Linked DNA regions of Homo sapiens: region 2 is linked to region 1. A link is an interaction called in ENCODE POLR2A ChIA-PET data of the cell type or tissue named here. Cell type or tissue: K562. All regions are shown on one strand.

What was found. ChIA-PET counts read pairs that join two places held together with the same protein. Peaks named below come from ENCODE experiments on the same cell type or tissue, not always from the same donor. Only the 100,000 strongest peaks of a DNase experiment are listed, where the experiment ranks them.
Region 2: POLR2A ChIA-PET joins it to region 1 with 5 read pairs; 5 of 35 experiments call an interaction of 5 or more read pairs at or near these places.

Annotation. Positions count from the first base shown.
Region 1 is chr16:2,783,940-2,788,939 of GRCh38, forward strand. It overlaps PRSS33 (serine protease 33), which reads right to left and starts at 3,621. Exons shown (of 7, transcript NM_152891.3): 1 at 3,594-3,621; 2 at 2,563-2,665; 3 at 2,150-2,182; 4 at 1,860-2,022; 5 at 1,436-1,707; 6 at 1,063-1,232; 7 at 14-863. The coding sequence starts at 2,608. The coding sequence ends at 705. In K562, a CTCF peak has its summit at 1,884 (motif pointing right); a DNase peak (open chromatin) is centred at 1,886; H3K27me3 peaks cover 739 bases.
Region 2 is chr16:2,928,475-2,933,474 of GRCh38, forward strand. It overlaps FLYWCH1 (FLYWCH-type zinc finger 1), which reads left to right. Exons shown (of 10, transcript NM_001308068.2): 3 at 1,139-1,536; 4 at 1,936-2,406; 5 at 4,656-5,000. The coding sequence starts at 1,212. Among named protein-coding and RNA genes, the nearest start is that of FLYWCH1, 19 kb to the left of the region's middle. RefSeq lists an enhancer at 1-185. In K562, no CTCF peak of the experiment used is centred here; no DNase peak of the experiment used is centred here.

The DNA.
Region 1 (5,000 bases):
CAGCACAAATGGAGCAGCTTAAAGCACACATTTATTAAGTCACAACTTTGTAGGTCAGGAGTGGCTCAGCTAGGTTCTCTGCTTAGGGTCTCTTTAGGTTGAAATGAAGGGATTGGCCGGCGGGGCTCTTATCTGGAGGCTGGGGAAGAACTTACTTCCCAGCTCCTTCAGGGTGCTGCCAGAATCCAGTGCCTTGCGGCTGTGGGTCTGAGGGTTCCGATTCCCTGCCGGCTGTCTCTCAGCTCTTAGAGGCCGCTCATGGCTGTGGTCCCCGTGTCCTCAAAGCCAGCTATGGAGGATCTCCCTGGTGTCAAATCTCTGTCATGCTGTGAATCTGACTTTCTCCAGAAAAAGATGGGCACACAGGCCAGATGGGCAGCAATTGGTTTGCCCATCACTGCGTGCCTTGCGCCCAGCCCTGGCCAGGGCCAAGAAAAGTAAATACAAGCCAGGAAGGGAGTGGGGAGTGTGACTCCCTGGGACTCATGGCAGATTCCTGGATGAGGGTTGGTGGAGTCAGAGCTGGTGATCCCCAAAGAGGAGAGGAGGCAGGAGGTGGTGGGTGGGGGGTGGGGTGGCCTTTAGCTTTTTTAGGCATCTTGGCCTCGAGGCAGAAGGGATGTGGGGTATAGGCAGGTGCCTGGATGAACCAGGAGGCTGAGGGACCCCAGCAGCTGGCTCCAGGTCAGCCTCACCGGCTAGCATTAGAAGCTGACGCGAGCCTGAATCCAGGGGCTATATGTGGCCACACTGGTGTAGACCCCTGGACGGTTGGGCAGGGCACAACCCTTGCCCCAGCTCACCACGCCCACCAGGACCCAGCTCCCAGACTGCAGGCAGGTCAGAGGTCCCCCAGAATCACCCTGCAGGAGAAAGAGGAGCCTAAGTCCCAGCCCTCCCAGGACTTCAGTTCTCAGGGTTCCAGACCCCTGGCGTGGTGCCTCTAGGTTGGAGGCCAGGATCCTGAGCCTGAGTTGGGATGTCCTGGGTCCTGGAGTTCAGGGAGGGAGGGTGCTGGGCACAGGGAGGGGACTCCGGAGGCTGGGGAGGCTGGGTGCACACCTGGCAGGCGTCCTTGTGGCCCTGGGGGTAGCCGGCACACAGACTCCCAGGCAGCACAATGCGCTCAGCCTGGGGCACGTCCGCGCCCACGTGGTAGAGGCCGTCGCAGGTGCGCGAGTCCAGCAGCGGCACCCTTACTCCTTGTAGCGGTCGCCACTCTGGGAGGGGCACTGGGGGAAGAGGAGGGACCTCTGAGAGGAAGGCGTGGAGCGGGGGCCAGTGGGAGAAGCTGAGCTCTGAGTGAGAGGAGGTTTTGTTCCCTAGAAGCCGCGCTGGGTCCTGGATTGGGGCAGTGAGGGGCTGGGATTTCCAGTCAGATGGAGGAGGACGTGGGGGCTCCCGGATGCCTCGGAGCCCCGCCCTCCTGCCTTACCTCCTGGGCGGAGGCTGCCCCAGCCGGTGACCCGGCATGGTGTGCCGGGCGGCGGGCGGGCGCCGGGCACGGGCAGGCAGACGGGTTGGACGCGAGCGCTCAGGGGCACCGGGCGACGCAGCTGCAGCAGTGCCAGGTCGCCGCGGGCCCCGTCCTCGGAGTAGTCCGGGGGCAGCAGCACCCGTCGCACGGGCACCGAGAGCGTGCGGGGCGAGGTGGAGCCCAGACGCAGCGCCCCCAGGCGCACGCGGTACTCAGCTGGCAGTGCCCTCCTGCAGGACAGGAGCGGGGGACTACTTCCAGCACCGGGTCCTCGACCCCCTCCAGCCCGCCTCGACCCCAACGCCTCTGCCAGGCCACGCCCGGTCCTCTGCGGGCCTTGCCTTCCTTGCACACCCCGCCTGGGCCCTCGGTGAGCGCTGACCTGGGGAAGCAGTGCGCCGCTGTCAGCACCCACTGGGGGGCGATGAGCGACCCCCCGCACACGTGTGCCCCACGATGCTGGATGCTCGCCTGCCACGGCCACTCTCCGTCCCGGCCATCCCGGCCCCCAACGATCCGACTGGACATGCGGGGCTGCCCGCAGGCTAGAAAAGGACCAGGGGCGGTGAGGGTTGGCTGAGGACCTGGGGCCTGGGAGGCAGGTGTTGGTGGGGAGACACGGGGCCGAGGTCCAGGAGGGGCTGACTCGGGTGGACTCCGAGGCTTCCTCACCTGCAGACTTCCTTCCCTGAGTCCCAGCAGCTCCTGGAGGAGGAAGCAGGGAAGGGACCAGATTATAGATTTGGTGTCAAATAACGGAGTTGGAGGGGAGGCCAGAGATGAGGAAGGAGGGTGAAACAATGTTGCCCTGACATTGCGCCAGGCTTTCGTGCCGTCTGTTATCTTATTTAACCCTCCCCAGAGCACTGTGAAGGTGCAGGGGGCAAGGGCGTATGAGCATGACACCGACAAGCACATCGAGGTGTGGTGAGGTCAAGGTCAGTGGCAGAGAGGATTGAGCCCTTGGAATCAAGATTAGAAAGCCCAAGAGTGCTCCAGGGAGCCCGGCCCAGGGAGCAGTGAGATGGGAGAACTGGGAGCCAAGGTGTCTGCGGCCCTCACCCCCAGTCCCTGTCCCCACTCACCCAGCACCAGAAGGAGCAGGACCTGGAGACAGGAAACCCCTCTCATTCTGTCTTCAAGGCTGGGCTGGGTAAGGGTGGCACTGCCTAGGGCTTGGACTCTGGTCTGGAGCCAGCAGGGAGAAGAGAGGAGAGTCCTGGCCCAGGGGCACCAATCCTCACACCAGCCCGTCACCCCCTCCGTGGTCCTTCTGTCTGTCCTCAGCTCCTGGTGGGTTCTGGACTTATCCTGGTGGCCCAGGCTGTATACCCTTCGTTCTGCCCAGGGCCCAGGTATGCAGCACCCACCACCCAGATATTTGGGCATCCTTGGTCTCGACAGAAGCCCTGGAGCCTAACCCCCCTCGGTCATCCTCACTCCCTCCCTCATCCCCCTCCCCCATCCTCACCCCCTCCCTCATCCTCACCCCCTCCCTCATCCTCACTCCCTCCTCCATCCTCACCCCCCTCCTCCTCACTCCCCTCCCTTATCCTCACCCCTTCCCTCATCCTCATCCCTCTCTCATCCTCACCCCCTCCCTCATCCTCACCTCCTCCTCTATCCTCACCCCGTCCTCCATCGTCACCCCTGCTCCTCCTCACTCCCCTCCCTCATCCTCACCCCCTCCCTCATCCTCACCTCTCATCCTCACCCCTCTCTCATCCTCACCCCTCCCTCATCCTCACCCCTCCTCTATCCTCACCCCCTCCTCCATCCTCAGCCCCCTCCTCCTCACTCCCCTCCCTCATCCTCACCCCCTCCCTCATCCTCACCCCTGTCTCATCCTCACCCCCTCCCTCATCCTTCACCCCCTCCCTCATCCTCACTCCTCTCTCATCACCCCTCCTCCATCCTTCACCCCCCCATCGTCACCCCCTCCCTCATCCTCACCCCCTCCTCTATCCTCACCCCCTTCCTCCTCACTCCCCTCCCTCATCTTCACCACTTCCCTCATCCTCACCCCCTCCCCCATCCTTCACCCCTCCTCGTCCTCACCCTCATCCTCACCCACTGGCTGCCCCTGCAGCCCCCACAGCCCCTGGCTTGCTCTCACCCTCACAGCCTGGCGCCTTCTGCTGACTGGGGTTGAGGGAGGGCCTGGGGGCTTAAAGTGCCAGGAGAGCGCGAGGCTCAGCCAAGGAGTAATGAACAGGGCCGGGGCGGGGCTGTGGCTTTACCGGACCAGCCTCAAACAAAGATGCTTTGAGCAGAGCTTCAGAGGTGGCAGGAAAGGGTCAATGGGTTTCTCAAAGGAAGCCTGCCTTGCGCCAAGGTACTAGAAGTGGGGGCTGGCGGAGAGCAGTGGTGCGGGTAGGTGCTGGGAGGGGTGGCAGTCAGGTGGGGAAGCTCTGCAGGATCCGGGGCAACTCCTCTCCAAACCTGACCTGGGCTCCCTGCAGAGCACACGTTGCTGGAGCTTCTGCGCTCCATTGTTCTGTCCAGAAATCCCATCTCAGACGGAAGTCCTGGCCAGACAGCTCCACCCAGAGACCCCAGCATGGCCAGCCCCCTTCCAGATCCGGGGTCTGGAGCAGCTGGAGGTGGAAAGGGACTGGTTCAAAGTTGGTGGCACTCCTTACTTGACCAGAGGCAGGGGGAGACTTGACCTTGGGGACCAGTGCAGTCTTTGGTTTGGGGTGGCCGAGACAGAGCAAGATGCTGGGGTCAGGGGACAGGAACTCCCCTTCTCTCGAGGCCCGTGGAGGACCGGGGCCCGGATGGTCCAGGGCCCTGTAGTTCCCTCTTGGGCTCATACACAGTGTTCGCTGCCTAGAAGTCTCTCAAGTCCCTCTCTGCATAGTGAACTCCTCTTATCCCTCAGCCTTCTGCTCTGCCACCTCCTCCTGCCTCCTTTGCAGCCCTGCCATAGTTGTACTTTTTTCCTTTTTTTTTTTTTTGTTTTTCTTTCTTTTTTTTTTTAAAGAGACAGGGTCTTGGCCAAGCATGGTGGCTCATGCCTGTAATCCCTGCATTTTGGGAAGCCGAGATGGGTGGCTCATTTGAGGTCAGGGGTTTGAGACGAGCCTGGCCAACATGGTGAAACCTCGTCTCTACTAAAAATACAAAAATTAGCCAGGCCTGATGGTGGGCGCCTGCAATCTCAGCTACTCGGGAGGCTGAGGCACAGGAATTGCTTGAACCCGGGAGGTGGAAGTTGCAGTGAGCCGAGATTATGCCACTGCACTCCAGCCTGGGCGACGCAGTGAGATTCTGTCTCAAAAAAAAATAAAAAGGGAGAGAGAGACAGGGTCTTGCTCTGTCACCCAGGCTGGAGTGCAGTGGTACAATCACAACTCCCTGCGTCCTTGACCTCTGGGCTCAAGTGATCCTGCCACCTCAGCTTCCCAAGTAGTTGGGACCACAGGTGCATGCCACAGCACCTAGCAATTTTTTTTTCCAGAGATGGGGTCTTGCAATGATGCCCAACTTGTTCTCGAACTCCTGGGCTCAAGAGATCCTC
Region 2 (5,000 bases), 140 kb after region 1:
ACTTTTACCAGGCATACTGTCTGCAAACATATTGTTAACAAGGCACATCCTGCACAGCCTTAAATCCATTAAACCTTGATTCAGTACAGCACATGTTTCTGTGAGCACAGGGTTGGGGTTAAAGTTACAGATTAACAGCATCACAAAGCAGAGCAATTTTTCTTCGTACAGATCAAAATGGAGTTTCTTATGTCTTCCTTTCCTACATAGACACAGTAACAATATGATCTCTCTCTCTTTTCCCCACACAAAAAGCCCCACCCCACACCATGACTGCCACTGACTGCCCCCAGGCCCCCACCCCAGCCCTGTGCTGGTTCCCCATTATCTGACCTTTCTGCCTCTCCAGGCTGGAACCCGTGGTGACCTCAGAATTCTCCAGACACCACCACAGCCCCGTCCCCGACCAGCCGAGGCAGCCACAGCAACAGCTCCGGCACAAGGTGGCTGCCACTGTGGGGCCCTGGTATCTCCTGAAGTGGGGGTGGCCTGGGGCCTCCAGGCTAGGATAGGGACTGGGTCTGCCTGAGCCCAGAAAGGGCTTTCTGCCTCCCAGGCCGTGATGTGGTGCCGTCCTCTGGAAAGGGCTCTGCGTACCAGGCCCACATGCCTGAGACAGGTGCCTGGCGTCCTGGTGAAGCACATGGTTTCCAAAAAGGTCCTGACAAGTCCCTGGGCATCTGAGCAGAAACGGGTCTCAGCTTCCCGCCTCTTCAGCCTCAAGTGTATCACAGGTGTCTGTGCCTCACTATCCTCGTCTATAACTGGGTCAATAAGAACGTTCTGCCGTCATAATGTAGGGACTGGAGGGGGGACTGGAAACGCGGGTGGAAACCCTTCGTCCGTGCTCAGCATGTGGCTGAGCTCTTAGTCCATTAGTCACTCTGATGGCCCCTTGTGGAGGGTGTTTATTGTGCACATTTTCCAGATGGGGAAAGTGGGGTTGGATGGGGCTGACGTACCTAAGGCTGCCAGGAGAGGAACTGGCAGAGCAGAAGCCTAGTTCCATCAGGCCCCCGGCCAGTCTTGGCCCCAGCGAGCAGTGAGGCAGCCCCATCTGCCCCACCTCCCTCCCAGATCCACGTCTAGAGTCCCCCAAGGGCTTCCACCACTGACGGGATTTTGCTTCCTTCCTTAGGACGGAACCACTGCACTCCAGGTTCCTTGCTGGGTGCTGAGCGTGGCCTGAGGGACAGGCCCTGGGTCCCGGGATGCCCCTGCCCGAGCCCAGCGAGCAGGAGGGCGAGAGTGTGAAGGCCGGCCAGGAGCCATCCCCCAAGCCAGGCACGGACGTCATCCCGGCAGCCCCCAGGAAGCCCAGGGAGTTCTCCAAACTGGTGCTGCTCACAGCCTCCGACCAAGATGAGGATGGGGTGGGATCCAAGCCCCAGGAAGTGCACTGCGTCCTGTCCCTGGAGATGGCTGGCCCCGCCACCCTCGCCAGCACCTTGCAGATCCTGCCAGTTGAGGAGCAGGGAGGGGTGGTCCAGCCAGCCCTAGAGATGCCTGAACAGAAGTGCAGCAAGCTGGATGCAGGTGAGGTGTGGCTTCCCGCCCCTGCCCAGCCACCCCGTGGGTTCCAGCGCTCCCAGCAGGCCCTGTACACCCTGCTTCAAGCATAGTGTCTTGTCCTTGCTCCAAGCTCAGCCTCTTGGTCTCTGATCCTGAGCGTGTCCGAGGCTGGTGGGATGATCACAGTCAGGTACCAGGAGCTCCTGGGAGTTGCAGTGACGTGCAGAATTCCTTCAGCTCCCTAAAAACATCCACTACCACCCCCAAAATAAAAACCAGCCCTGAGAGTCTGGGCTTCTTGCTTGGGAGCAGGAGGAGAAGGCACCTGCCATACTCAGGATCCCCACGCCCTCCCTGGCTCTCTGTGCCTGCGACCCTGAGCTTTGCTCTAGCTTAGCTAACCTAGCCTTCCCGTTCCCCCAGCAGCCCCTCAGTCCCTGGAGTTCCTGAGGACACCATTCGGGGGCCGCCTCCTGGTGCTGGAGTCCTTCCTGTACAAGCAGGAGAAGGCAGTGGGGGACAAGGTGTACTGGAAGTGCCGCCAACATGCTGAGCTGGGCTGCCGGGGCCGGGCCATCACCCGAGGCCTGCGGGCCACAGTGATGCGGGGCCACTGCCACGCGCCCGATGAGCAAGGCCTGGAGGCCCGGCGCCAGAGGGAGAAACTGCCCAGCCTGGCCCTGCCAGAGGGCTTGGGAGAGCCCCAGGGTCCTGAGGGCCCTGGAGGCCGAGTGGAGGAGCCCCTGGAGGGGGTGGGCCCGTGGCAGTGCCCTGAGGAGCCCGAGCCCACTCCTGGGCTGGTGCTGAGCAAGCCGGCCCTGGAGGAGGAGGAGGCACCCCGAGCCCTGTCACTGCTGAGCCTGCCGCCCAAGAAGCGCTCGATCCTGGGGCTGGGTGAGTACAATCCACTCCCCTGCTGCGTCCACTCGGGGCAGGGGACCCGAGGGCCCTTCCTCAGCCCAAATAGAAATGTGGGGTCCCACAGGGTCTTTTAAAATGTACTCAAAGCTAAAATGACTTTTAAAAATATAAATGTGGCCGGGCACAGTGGCTCACGCCTATAATCCCAGCACTTTGGGAGGCCAAGGCGGACGGATCATGAGGTCAGGAGTTCGAGATCAGCCTGATCAACTTGGTGAAACCCTGTCTCTACTAAAAATACAACACTTAGCCGGGCATGCTGGTGCGCACCTGTAATCCCAGCTACTCAGGAGACTGAGGCAGGAGAATCGCTTGAACCCAGGAGGCAGAGGTTGCAGTAAGCCCAGATCGCTCCACTGTATTCCAGCCTGGTGACTGGAGCGAGACTCCATCTCAGTAAAAAAAAAAAAAAAAAAAAAAAAATACATAAATGTGGGCTGGGCACAGTGTTCATGCCTATAATCCTAGCACTTTGGGAGGCTGGGGCAGGAGGATCACTTGAGCCGAGGAGTTCAAGACCAGCCTGGCCAATATAGTGAGACCCCATATCTACAAAAAATCAGCCAGCTGTTGTGGTGTGTGCCTGTGGTCTCAGCCACTTGGGAGACTGAGGTGGGAGGATCACTTAAGCTAGGGAGATTGAGGCTGCAGTGAGCCGGGATCACGCCACTGCCCTCCAGCCTGGACAAGAGACCTGGACCCTGTCTCAAAAAAAAAAATCAGAATTTTATCTGGTTCCCATGCAATTCTAGTGTCCATTAAGTTCAGGAAAGACACCTAGGCCTGCTGCAGTGATTCATGCCTGTAATCTCAGCACTTTCGGAGGCTGAGGTGGGCGGATCATGAGGTCAGGAGTTCAAGACCAGCCTGGCCAACATAGTGAAACCCTGTCTCTACTAAAGATACAAAAAACTAGCCTGGCGAGGCTGGGCGCTTTGGCTCACGCCTGTAATCCCAGCACTTTGGGAGGTCGAGGTGGGCGGATCACGAGGTCAGGAGATTGAGACCATCCTGGCTAACACAGTGAAACCCTGTCTCTACTAAAAAAATACAAAAAAAGATTAGCCAGGCGTGGTAGCGGGCGCCTGTAGTCCCAGCTACTCGGGAGGCTGAGGCAGGAGAATGGCGTGAACCCGGGAGGCGGAGCTTGCCGTGGGCCAAGATCGTGCCACCGCACTCCAGCCTGGGCAAAAGAGCAAGACTCTGTCTCAAAAAAAAAAAAAAAAAATTAGCTGGGCGTGGAGGCGCCTGCAATCCCAGTTACTCGGGAGGCTAAGGCAGAATTGCTTGGAGGCGGAGGTTGCAGTGAGCCAAGATCGAGCCATTGTACTCCAGCCTGGGCGACGTGGCAGGACCCTGTCTCAAAAAAAAAAAAAAAAAAAAAAAAAAGATGGCTGGTGGGAGAGTCTTGGGTTTTGGGTCCTAGGTTCAACTTTCAGCCCTCCCTGATGGTAGCTCTGTAGCCTCAGAAAATTGGCTTAATTTCTGGAGTTTCAGGAGCTTTATCCTAAGGTGGCTGTGATAACCTGGATTGTTGTGTAAATTGCACATTTGGGGCTTGGCAAGTGGCAGATGGGAGTTCTGGCTGTTTTATTACCAGTAACTGGGACATGGGCTTGGGTTCGAGGAGGCCACGTGGCTCCTGACACAGCCTTAAGGATCTGAGGTGGCCCCTGCCCTGGGCACCTGGGGTGGGAAGGGAGGTGCAGGGAACAGGGAGACTTATTTTTCACTGTGATCTTTTCGAACCATTTGAATGTATTATACCTTGTGTGTTTTATTCAAAAATGGGTAGATTTGTTAAACAAAACCTAAAAAAAATATGAGCAGGAGTGACAGAAAACAGAGACCACTGAGTCTGAGTCCAGGTTGGCCCCTCCCGGTGTAACCTTGATGCAACATTGAGCAGGCCTGAGCTGGGGTGACCTCACTGACAGCTAGGAGAGGAATGAGACTCTCCTCTGGGTCACTCGGTGGTAGGGGTGAGCTGGGGTGGCCTCACTGACCGCTAGGAGAGGAATGAGACTCTCCTCCGGGTCGCTTGGTGGTAGGGGTTCAGTGGGAATGGGTTTGGGGCCTCTGACATATCTGGCTCAGGAAGCCAGGGTAAATTTCAGCCTTAAAGGAGAAAGGCTCGTGTCAGCCCCCACAGTCTGCAGGGGCTGTCCCTCCTGGGCTCCTCTCCACCCCTGGTGATGTGACCACTTGGGTCTCTCCTCTAGGACAGGCCCGGCCCCTCGAGTTCCTGAGGACGTGCTACGGGGGCAGCTTCCTGGTACACGAGTCGTTCCTCTACAAGCGGGAGAAGGCTGTCGGGGACAAGGTGTATTGGACCTGCCGGGACCACGCGCTGCACGGCTGCCGGAGCCGGGCCATCACCCAGGGACAGCGGGTGACTGTGATGCGTGGGCACTGCCACCAGCCCGATATGGAGGGCCTGGAAGCCCGGCGGCAGCAGGAGAAGGCCGTGGAGACGCTGCAGGCTGGGCAGGACGGCCCTGGGAGCCAAGTGGACACGCTGCTCCGAGGCGTGGATAGTTTGCTCTACCGCAGGGGTCCGGGTCCCC